Regions from separate parts of the Homo sapiens genome. Here region 1 is linked to region 2. The links are chromatin contacts, found by Hi-C in ENCODE. All regions are on one chromosome and are shown on one strand. The core of a region is the stretch at or near the end of the contact, and the rest is flanking DNA. Distances in the headings are between cores, read along the strand shown. Region 1 overlaps MCTP2 (multiple C2 and transmembrane domain containing 2). Region 2 holds the start of LINC02852 (long intergenic non-protein coding RNA 2852).

Region 1 (4,586 bases), core at 91-2,590, 260 kb after region 2:
ACTCAGTCTCAAAAAAAAAAAAAGTAACAATAATATTCCACATAACAAGGTAGGTGAGAAACAAAAAGTGGCCCACTTTCACACACCAGTAGGTCAACAAATAGGTCTTTCTCAAGAGTAAATTGGCAATTTTTTAATGAGAATCTTGAAATGCTCAGATCATATAACACAAAAAATGCAATCCACCTGAATAAATAACTCACTTGCAAATATATGAAAAAGTAACCTGTACACACAGATTTAGGTATAAGAACGTTTGTTGTGGCATTATTCCTAATGTTACAAATTTTGAACAAACTTAATTCAGAATGTTGACTGAACAAAGTATGGTGCCCTAAGCTTTTAATTTCTTCTCCAAAATAAAGTTTTTATAATACAGAGAAAAATGTGTAGAGAGAAAACACCAGGTAACCAAACATTTAAAAGCCAGATTCTCTTTCATTTTAGAAAGAAAAATAGATTTTAAAAATCGGGGCGGGCCAGCCACGGTGGCTCATGCCTGTAATCCCAGCACTTTGGGAGGCTGAGGCAGGCAGATCACAAGGTCAGGAGATCGAGACCATCCTGGCCAACATGGTGAAACCCCCATCACTACTAAAAATACAAAAATTAGCTGGGCATGGTGGCGCATGCCTGTAATCCCAGCTACTCGGGAGGCTGATGCAGGAGAATCACTTGAACCAGAGAGGCAGAGGTTGCAGTGAGCCGAGATCGCGCCACTGTACTCCAGCCTGGCAACAGACCAAGACTCCGTCTCAAAAAAAAAAAAAAAAAAAAAAAAAATCGGAGCGATGGAGTAGAGTAGGTTCAGAATTTCGGTAAGGCCTAGTGGTGTGCCTTCGTCAACACCAGTTTTACTCATGAAGGGGCATTTTCTAGGTCAAATTTATGATGGGGAAAATTAAACCTCAATCCACGACAGAGTCTTTATTCAAATAAGGTGCCTTTTAAAAGAGTCTCTCATTTCTCCTGTTTCACAGAAAATAAGACCTGACCTCAAGAAAACACCTTTCACAACCCTCACACCACCCAGGTTAGAGGTGGTGGTGGCGGCAGGGGGAGGAACTTTTATCTCAAAAGAAGTAAAAGAGCAAAAAGATACACAAAAAGTACAAAAATTGATGAGGAAACTGGGAAGATAAGCCCACGATAAAAAGGATGGGGAAATCACAAAGTCATTCCTGTTCCCACAGGCGAAATGCAAAAACAAAACCCAAACTAGAATAACTATACCAAGAATAACTATGACAATTCACACGGCAATAGTAACAGCTAATGTTTATTGCATATGACTGTTTCAGCTCCACCCACCTCACGGCCCCGCCCCACGACCACCACCAAGTCTCCACAAGCACACACACCAGGTTAATCCTACCGCAAGCCTAGCAGGCTCATGGCTAGACCGTGTCTGAGCTAGAATCCAAACTCCGGTGGTCCATGTCCAAAGCCCACGCATAACCCTCACCCACCATCCAGCACTCTTCAGCACGTCACATCATGACACAAAACAAAATGATGTCTGTAGGGCACAGCAGGGTTTATGGTGGCCCAAGCCTAACAGAGGTGCCCAGAGGGCTGCCAGAATGAATACTTCAGTACATCCCATTCAGAACACACCTGTTGGGAAGCTACACCGCTGCTCAGTATACAATACAGAGTTCTAGCAACATCATAAAAATTAGCCTGCTAAATAGCAAAAGAAAACCAGGACTTAAATCAGTCATTTTAACTTTTTGGTAACAATTTAGTAATTTATTAAACAACAATAATTGAATAATAATATAATAAACAATAAGATAACAATTATTTAATAATAGTAAAAATTATGCTATGTAACAGCGATTACATAGCATAATTCTCACAGTATCGAGAGATCTTTAAATTTTTTCTCTGAACTACTCCTTTTAAATATGAACTTGACTTATGTAGCACATTTTTTTCCATTATCTGCATATAAAGCTGCCATTGCTCTAGAAACGAACGTCAGATATCTACCTGTGCTGGAAATTGAGAAAGAGAGCAGTTTTCTGAATGAGTGTTCATTTATTTTCATCCACTAAAACTCGCATCAAAAAAGACCATCAAACCTCAACCTACAGCTGAAGTGATTTTCACGGCCCTAGTAATGTGACAGCGAACTTCCATTAACTTTTCTTTTCCTTTTGCAACGCTACAGAGTGGCCACAAGAGGGCACCAGCAACACAGTATTCCCTCAGCCCACAGTGGTAAACTACTACAGCGGCCTAACATTACAGCAAAGCACAGGGTTTTAAAGCGAGGGCTATTGTTTTCCACGTATTAGCGCTCTACGAGCCAACAGGGTATGAGCTGAGCATTTTGCACAGGACGAGAGACCTGCCCATATCGCAAGGCTGAAGTTCAAGCCAGGCCTGGAGCATAAGACCAGCTCTAAGACGCCAGAACACCTCCTCCTCGGCCACATTCCTTCCCATGGGAAATGGACCCAGGGTTCAGTTTCCTCCATGCATCAACCAAATCATGAAGCAGTTGGAATTAAAGGCGATTGCTCACATATTTCTTCTGCTTTACCAGTCTCAAAGTTTAAGACAGCCAAGAGCTACTCAGATCGAGAACTTAAAACAAGTGTAAGTCCTATTTGGTCGAAAACAATACATCTTGTATAACATCCCGGAAAATAATGGAAAGGAAATGGGGAATATAAGGAAATAAAAGGAAAACGTTAGGATGAAGAAAAGGAGAGTAGAAAGAGCAAAGAAAGATGAGAGAAATAGAAGAGGGGACAGGGAGGGTCAGATGAACACAACACACAGGCAATGGCTGAGACAGCAGACATGCAGGAAGATGGCGGCCATTCTTCCTATGCGGATTGCTAACGAAGGTGAGCTCAATGCCATGCCTGGACCATTGACAGCATCAGAGTAAGACTCGTTCTTAGAAAGACCACTACAGCAGCCAAAGTCATCCAACAATAAATAATAACAGTAATAATAACAGGGCTGCTTAGTTTACTCCTGAGCTCCCCAATACCAGACCTCCTATTGTCAAGGCTGAAGGCCCACATGCCAAAGATTCAAAGGAAATTCTTGAAGAACTGGAAAACCACCTGCAAGGAACAATCTTCTAAATGTGGCCACACTTCCAGAGCTACCTGATCCAAACTTCTCAGCCTCCCATGATAGTCTTCTGTGCCCATGATTATTCATGGGTATTAAGCATGCTTAAGACAGGGAGTTCTTAGTCTCCCACCAACTTCATTTTTCATTACCCATAGGTTTTTGTTTTTTTAAGTCTGCACACATACACACACTGAGAGGCCACAGCTAAAGACCCTGAGGTGTCCTGGTGGCAACTATACAACATTACCCCTTTCCCAACACCATTGCTAAACCTGCCCATTGTTCTGAAGCCAGACTTCCTTGTGAGTCTTTCTAAAGAACAATTAACAATGGTGTAGTTCAGCAATCTTCACCAAAACTCCCAGAAAAATCTCCAAATCCCACCTTGATAACCTGCTTAACATACCAGCTCTGTGTTTGAACCAGGGAAGGGAGTGATTTAGATAAAACCTCACAGCTCTTTATGCCAGTGAAGCCTATTTCCCAGCCTCTCGCTGACGGCATCACAGCAGAGACAGGGAACTCTGGTATCTGAGACCTTTTCTGCATGTGTTTCCTCGTGGGCAAAGTCACCAAAAACTTCCTATGCTCAATCACATACCCTCTAAGCACTTTCTAACATCCTTTCTTGGGGTTTGTGAGCTGTCTTTTCCTAAGGGAGACACCATATTCTTCCACTCCACTGCTGAGTTAAATAGCAAGAAAATGACTTTTTATTACCCAACATCTCCGGATTTTTCTGCATGATTTCATGTCGTATTTCCAAGATGCTTCCGCTGAAAGCATTAGCCTCAACTCTTGATGACTGCCTAATGAGATTATACCATCTTTGTTGTAGATGTTTTTAAAGCAGTTTTTCAAAGCAAGAATCCAAAAATCAGACCATGATATTCTAGGCAGAGGTCAACAAACTTTGGCCCATCAGTTAAATCCAGACCACTGCCTGTTTTTGTAAATAAATTTATATTGGAAAACAGCTATGTTCATTTGTTTATTGTCTATGGCTGCTTTCTCACTATGTCAAGAGTTAATTTTCACTTATAGCCCATAAAGCCATAAAAAGTCTACTAATCCATGTTCTAGACAGAAAGTAACAGACAGTAATGATTATGTAACAATCCGAAGAAAATGCAGAACTCCTTCCTTAGCAGAGAGTGATTCATCAAAATAGCTTTTCTCCCTAAAAAAAAAAAAATTCAAAAACAGGGGCTGTGCAATTGGAATTAAAGGCCCTAAAGCTGCTGCTCCTCCATGGTCAAGGTTGCAACACATTTGAATAACTCTGAAGGAGCCTCTGTCATAATAAAAAATATGTGATTAATTAGATCCGTGTTTTTTACTTAAAATTAAATACATGATTCCACATAGGAAAATAAAATACAGGTGACTCTTGAAAACATGCATTTGAACAACTGCAAGGGTTCACTTATACAGAATTTTTGTCCTCCTCTGCATCTCCTGAGACAGCAAGACCAAACCCTGGTCTT
Region 2 (4,362 bases), core at 258-2,757:
AATCCAGGTGTGCAGAGGGCAGACTGTGAGTGTCTTGTGTGGGGTGCTAAGGAGCTAGTTCTTCCTGTTGAAATTCAAAGGCCACTATTGAACGGGAGGGAGGCTTTATGGGGTGTGTTTTAGGAAGGTGATAGGGAAGCAGAAGGAAGATAGAATATTGGGGCCTGGAGTGACGGAAGGAGAAAGGGCTCCCAGTATAAAGACCACTGCATTCATATAGTCAGGAGGGAACGGGTCCCTGGAGACCAAGGCAACAGGTCCATGAAGGTCATGTCTAGGGAGCACGACTGAGTGAATCCACTCAAGAAAGATGATCTCCTACACTTTTCTTTCACATTCGCCAAAATGAGGCTGTAATTGAATGTTTGCATCCCAGGTTTGAAACCTAATCTCAGAACCAAATCTTCCCCCTTTTTACAGGTTCCTGAAAGTCCTCTGGCACCTTCAATTGCCTGTATTCATCATAAGTCTGAAGTCCCTTCTCTTAACGCAGCGAATGCCTCTGCTTCTTAAAGAAGCTAAGCTCATCTCCAACTCAGGGCCTTTGTGTTTGCCATTCCCTCTTCTTGGAATGCCATTCCATGTGATTTTGCCTTCTTGGCTGCTCCTCATCACTCACCTTATTACTTAACCATTACCTCCTTAGGGGGCCTTTCCTACCCACTTCCCAGGGTGCCATATTTCCAGCTTTTACTTTCTTTGCCCTTTCATCATTTAAAATGGCCCAGCACTCTTATTTGTTAAAGTATTTATTCTCTCCCTTTCCTCAATAGAATGTCTTGTGGGGTAAAAGAATAAAGATTTTTCTCTGGCTTTGTTGCTTTGACCTCAGTACATACAACAATGCATGGCACATAGTAGATGCTCAATAAATTTGTATTGAATGAGTGACCCAAGGAACCAGAAAGGTGAAAATTAGGATCTGAAGATACCCTGTTGCTCAGGAGCCACCATTTATTCTCTTTTCTCAACGACATTCTCTTCCTCTATTATTATATTAATCCACCCACAAGGAGAGGAGAGACTTGCATCAATGCAAGAGCAAATTCTCCAAGGCAAGTAATAAATCCCACTGCAGGTTTTGCCCAGTGGATATCAGTTCTGGTAGTGGGAAGCATCACTTTTTCTCTGGGCAAGGTACATATCTATGTGACAGCCTCTGTTTATAATAGCTACCACAGAGACCAGACAGGAGGCATTAAAAATTAAACAAGAGAAGAGTCGATCAGCTTCCAATCTTGGGTTTATAGACAGGAAAATGCTTAATGACAGGTGGTCTCTGTACCAGAGGTGGCCTCTGAGAGACATTTCTCTTGATTTTATTTTTTAATTAACTTTTATTTTCAGTATTTTGTCCCCCTTTTCTGCCCCCGATGGAATAATATTTAAATGATAAAAGGCTCACCGCTGTTTCCAGAGCAGCCCAGATCACCTCTCCACCCAGCTGCAAGGGGAGGGAATCTTTAAAGATCACTCTGTTTTGGAATTCTAATGTTGCCAAGTGGCACACATGGATTCTCATCATATGGCTCCCAACTGCAGTTCTTTAAGCTAAAGAGTGCAGTTCTTCACGCTTCCTTGTGACAGTCTCCTAATTACCCATTCTGAGCCCTCTGAAACAGCATTCCTCCTAGTTAAGGATCTCTGCCATCACCGCAAGACACCAGTGAGTTGACTATATTTTATTCAGCATCTATCCACTGTGCATGAATAGTAAAATAGGCACAGTCTAAGGCTTACTATGTGGCATTAAGATATATTCTGACTCAGAACAGAGTCACTGTTAGATTAAATATAGAATATATATATATGAATACACACATAAACTTTTATTATAATGTAGTCATTAATACTTCCAAGTAAGTCATATCTTACTTTAGTATGAATGCTGCCCTCTCATATCCATGATCTCGTCTGATTTTCACAGTCACCCAGGGAGATAGCAATCGTATTCTACTCATCTTACAGAAGTCAAAGCTAAGGCTCACAGAGGCTGAGTAACTTACCTAAGGTCATATAGCTAATGAGTGCCATAGCTGAGATTTGAACCTAGGCAGTCTGATACCAGAGCTATGCTTCACAACACTGAAATGTACAGGTGTGTCCTGAGGAATGATGAAAGGAGAAAAAAAATAATTTTGGAAGTATAGTAGGAATTAGATTGTGCAGGATCTTAAATGCCATGAGAAGTCATTTGGAGTTTATTTAAGTCACTTAAGGAAATATCAGGGTTTGAATGAAAGGTCTTTGAATAAAAAGACTGACAGTTTTACCCTCCACTTTGTCACTTTATTATAATTAAAATTATATATATATACATATATGTCTGTTATATTTGTGCCACTCTCTTTGCTAGAATGAATCTGTGACATGAACAGAGTCCTTGTGTGACTTATTCATTGCCTACCTACGTCAATGTCTGGCATATATAAGGCACTCAGTATTCATTGAGTGAATGAACCAAGGAAACCATGTCTAAAGCTCCAATGCCATCCCAAGCCTGGACCCCGGGTTCCTTAAACTAAAAGCACACCATTGTCCAACACAGCTGTCCTAGATGTTGAACAGAATGACCCCTTGGACCCAGCCCCATCCGGTTCTGCCCATCCCTCACAACAGACTTGGAATATAAACCTGGCCTCAGGTTTTCTTAGAAGACAAGATGGCCTTGTTCTGGTTTGCTGAATGTAGCATACCACTCTGGATTACCTGATTTGATAGGGACTCTTGTCAAAAGTGGTCACCTTGCCTATCTGCTGTGCAATTTCCCTTTATTATTAAGTGTTGTATCACATAGCTTCATTTGAACAGTAGTAAAAGAGGAGGCAAAAAAAGAAAAGAAAAGAAAAGAAAGAAACCACCCACATGTGAACTCACCCCTCCCTGTTCATTCCGACCTTCGCTTCATTGCCTCCTCCATATCCTCCACTGTTAGTACAGAGCACTTAACCTTCCACGGGGTATTTTTATGCTCCATTTTCTGTGCCATTATGAAGGAGATGAAAGTAAATGGAGTTCTCTTTGGATGGGAGCTGTTATCACCCACTTACGGGCTTTCCCACCCTTCCCACTTCCCAAAGGGGAAACACAGATGCAAAGAGAGTGAAGGTGTTTTCGAATTAAATGCATCTCAGAAAGCCAGGTAGGCAAGAACAAATATGCCTTTTGCTAGGAATGCCAAACTAGTAAAGCACCTCCAATTGATCTGCACGGAAGAGCATTTACTTAGTAACAAAGCAGACCAGTGCAAGACCGGCTAAGCTGTCTTGTTTACTCCCTGCCGGGGTCTTGTGCTTCTCATTTCCAACACTTGTCACACACAACTACTTGTGTAATGTCTGCTTTCAAGGATATTGTTATGATGATCTATTCTCATGTAACTTAGTGGCTGAAAACAATAACAGACATTTGCTTTGCTCACAAATATGCAATTTGGGTCAGGCTCATTAGCAGTAGCACATGACTGTTATACACAGGGCAGCTGTGTTAGCTCCACTGAGGTCTGGAAGTGAGTTATCTATTCCAAGATAACTCACTCACACAGCTGGCAGTCCTTGCTGGGAACTGAGGTGGGGCTGTTGGCCAGAGGGCCTCAGGTCCTCTCCAAATGGGCCTCCCCATGAAGCCCTTTGGCTTCCTCAAAACAGGGTGGCTAATTTGCAAATGCGAGTGTTCAAGACAAGAAGAAGAAGTCATCAATCTCTTAAGGGCTGGTCTGACTGTTAGGAGTGAATTGTGTCCCCTTGAAAAGACATATTGGAATCCTAACTACCAGTACCTCAAAGCATGACCTTATTTGGAAATAGTATCTTTGTAAATATAGTCAAGTTAAGAGGTAGTCATTAGGGTGAGGCCTCATCCGACGTAACTAGTGTCCTTAATACAAAGGGTACATTGTGACAGAGACACAAATGTGCACAAAGAGAAGACAATACAAAGACTCACAAGGAGAATGCCATGCAGAGATCAAGGCCGAGATGGAATGATGCATCTACAAGCCAAAGATGGCCAGCAAACCATCAGGATGTGCGGAGAGGCATTGGACAGAGTCTCTTTCAGAGCCTCAGAAGGGACCAACTCAGCCAACACCTTATCTTGGACTTGCCACCTCCAGAACTGTGAGACAATTAATATTGTTTTTAAGGCCCCCATGTCTATGGTATTTTGCTATGGTAGCTCCAGGAGACTAATATACTGATACCACATCGCTGTTGACCAAAGCAGTCACAGAGCCAGCCCAGAGCATCAAGAAAATTCTTGGCCATCTTTAAGGACCACAGATATGGAAGCAGAGGCCATGGCTATCTTGTTTTTCACTACTTCACCACTGCCTGGTACATGAGTGGTGTACAGTGGATCTTT

Evidence for each region. Hi-C counts contacts between places; a loop is a spot of excess contacts on that map. Pooled maps may share reads with other maps.
Region 1: a loop to region 2 is called in a map with no recorded cell type, with 2.3 times the contacts of the local background. The contact joins the enhancer-like site here to the promoter of LINC02852 in region 2. A Hi-C loop is called at or near these places in 3 of 168 maps with a recorded cell type or tissue (MCF 10A, endothelial cell of umbilical vein and naive thymus-derived CD4-positive, alpha-beta T cell), 11 of 37 single-sample maps with no recorded cell type and 11 of 50 pooled maps.

The regions. Positions count from the first base shown.
Region 1 is chr15:94,322,010-94,326,595 of GRCh38, reverse strand. The region is part of intron 4 of MCTP2 (multiple C2 and transmembrane domain containing 2); the gene reads right to left. Among named protein-coding and RNA genes, the nearest start is that of MCTP2, 93 kb to the right of the region's middle. Within about 2 kb of position 1,340, at least 2 of the 41 ENCODE cell types and tissues checked have a DNase peak (open chromatin) inside an H3K27ac peak, as active enhancers do.
Region 2 is chr15:94,586,401-94,590,762 of GRCh38, reverse strand. It overlaps LINC02852 (long intergenic non-protein coding RNA 2852), which reads left to right and starts at 1,507. Exons shown (of 3, transcript XR_932641.4): 1 at 1,507-1,666.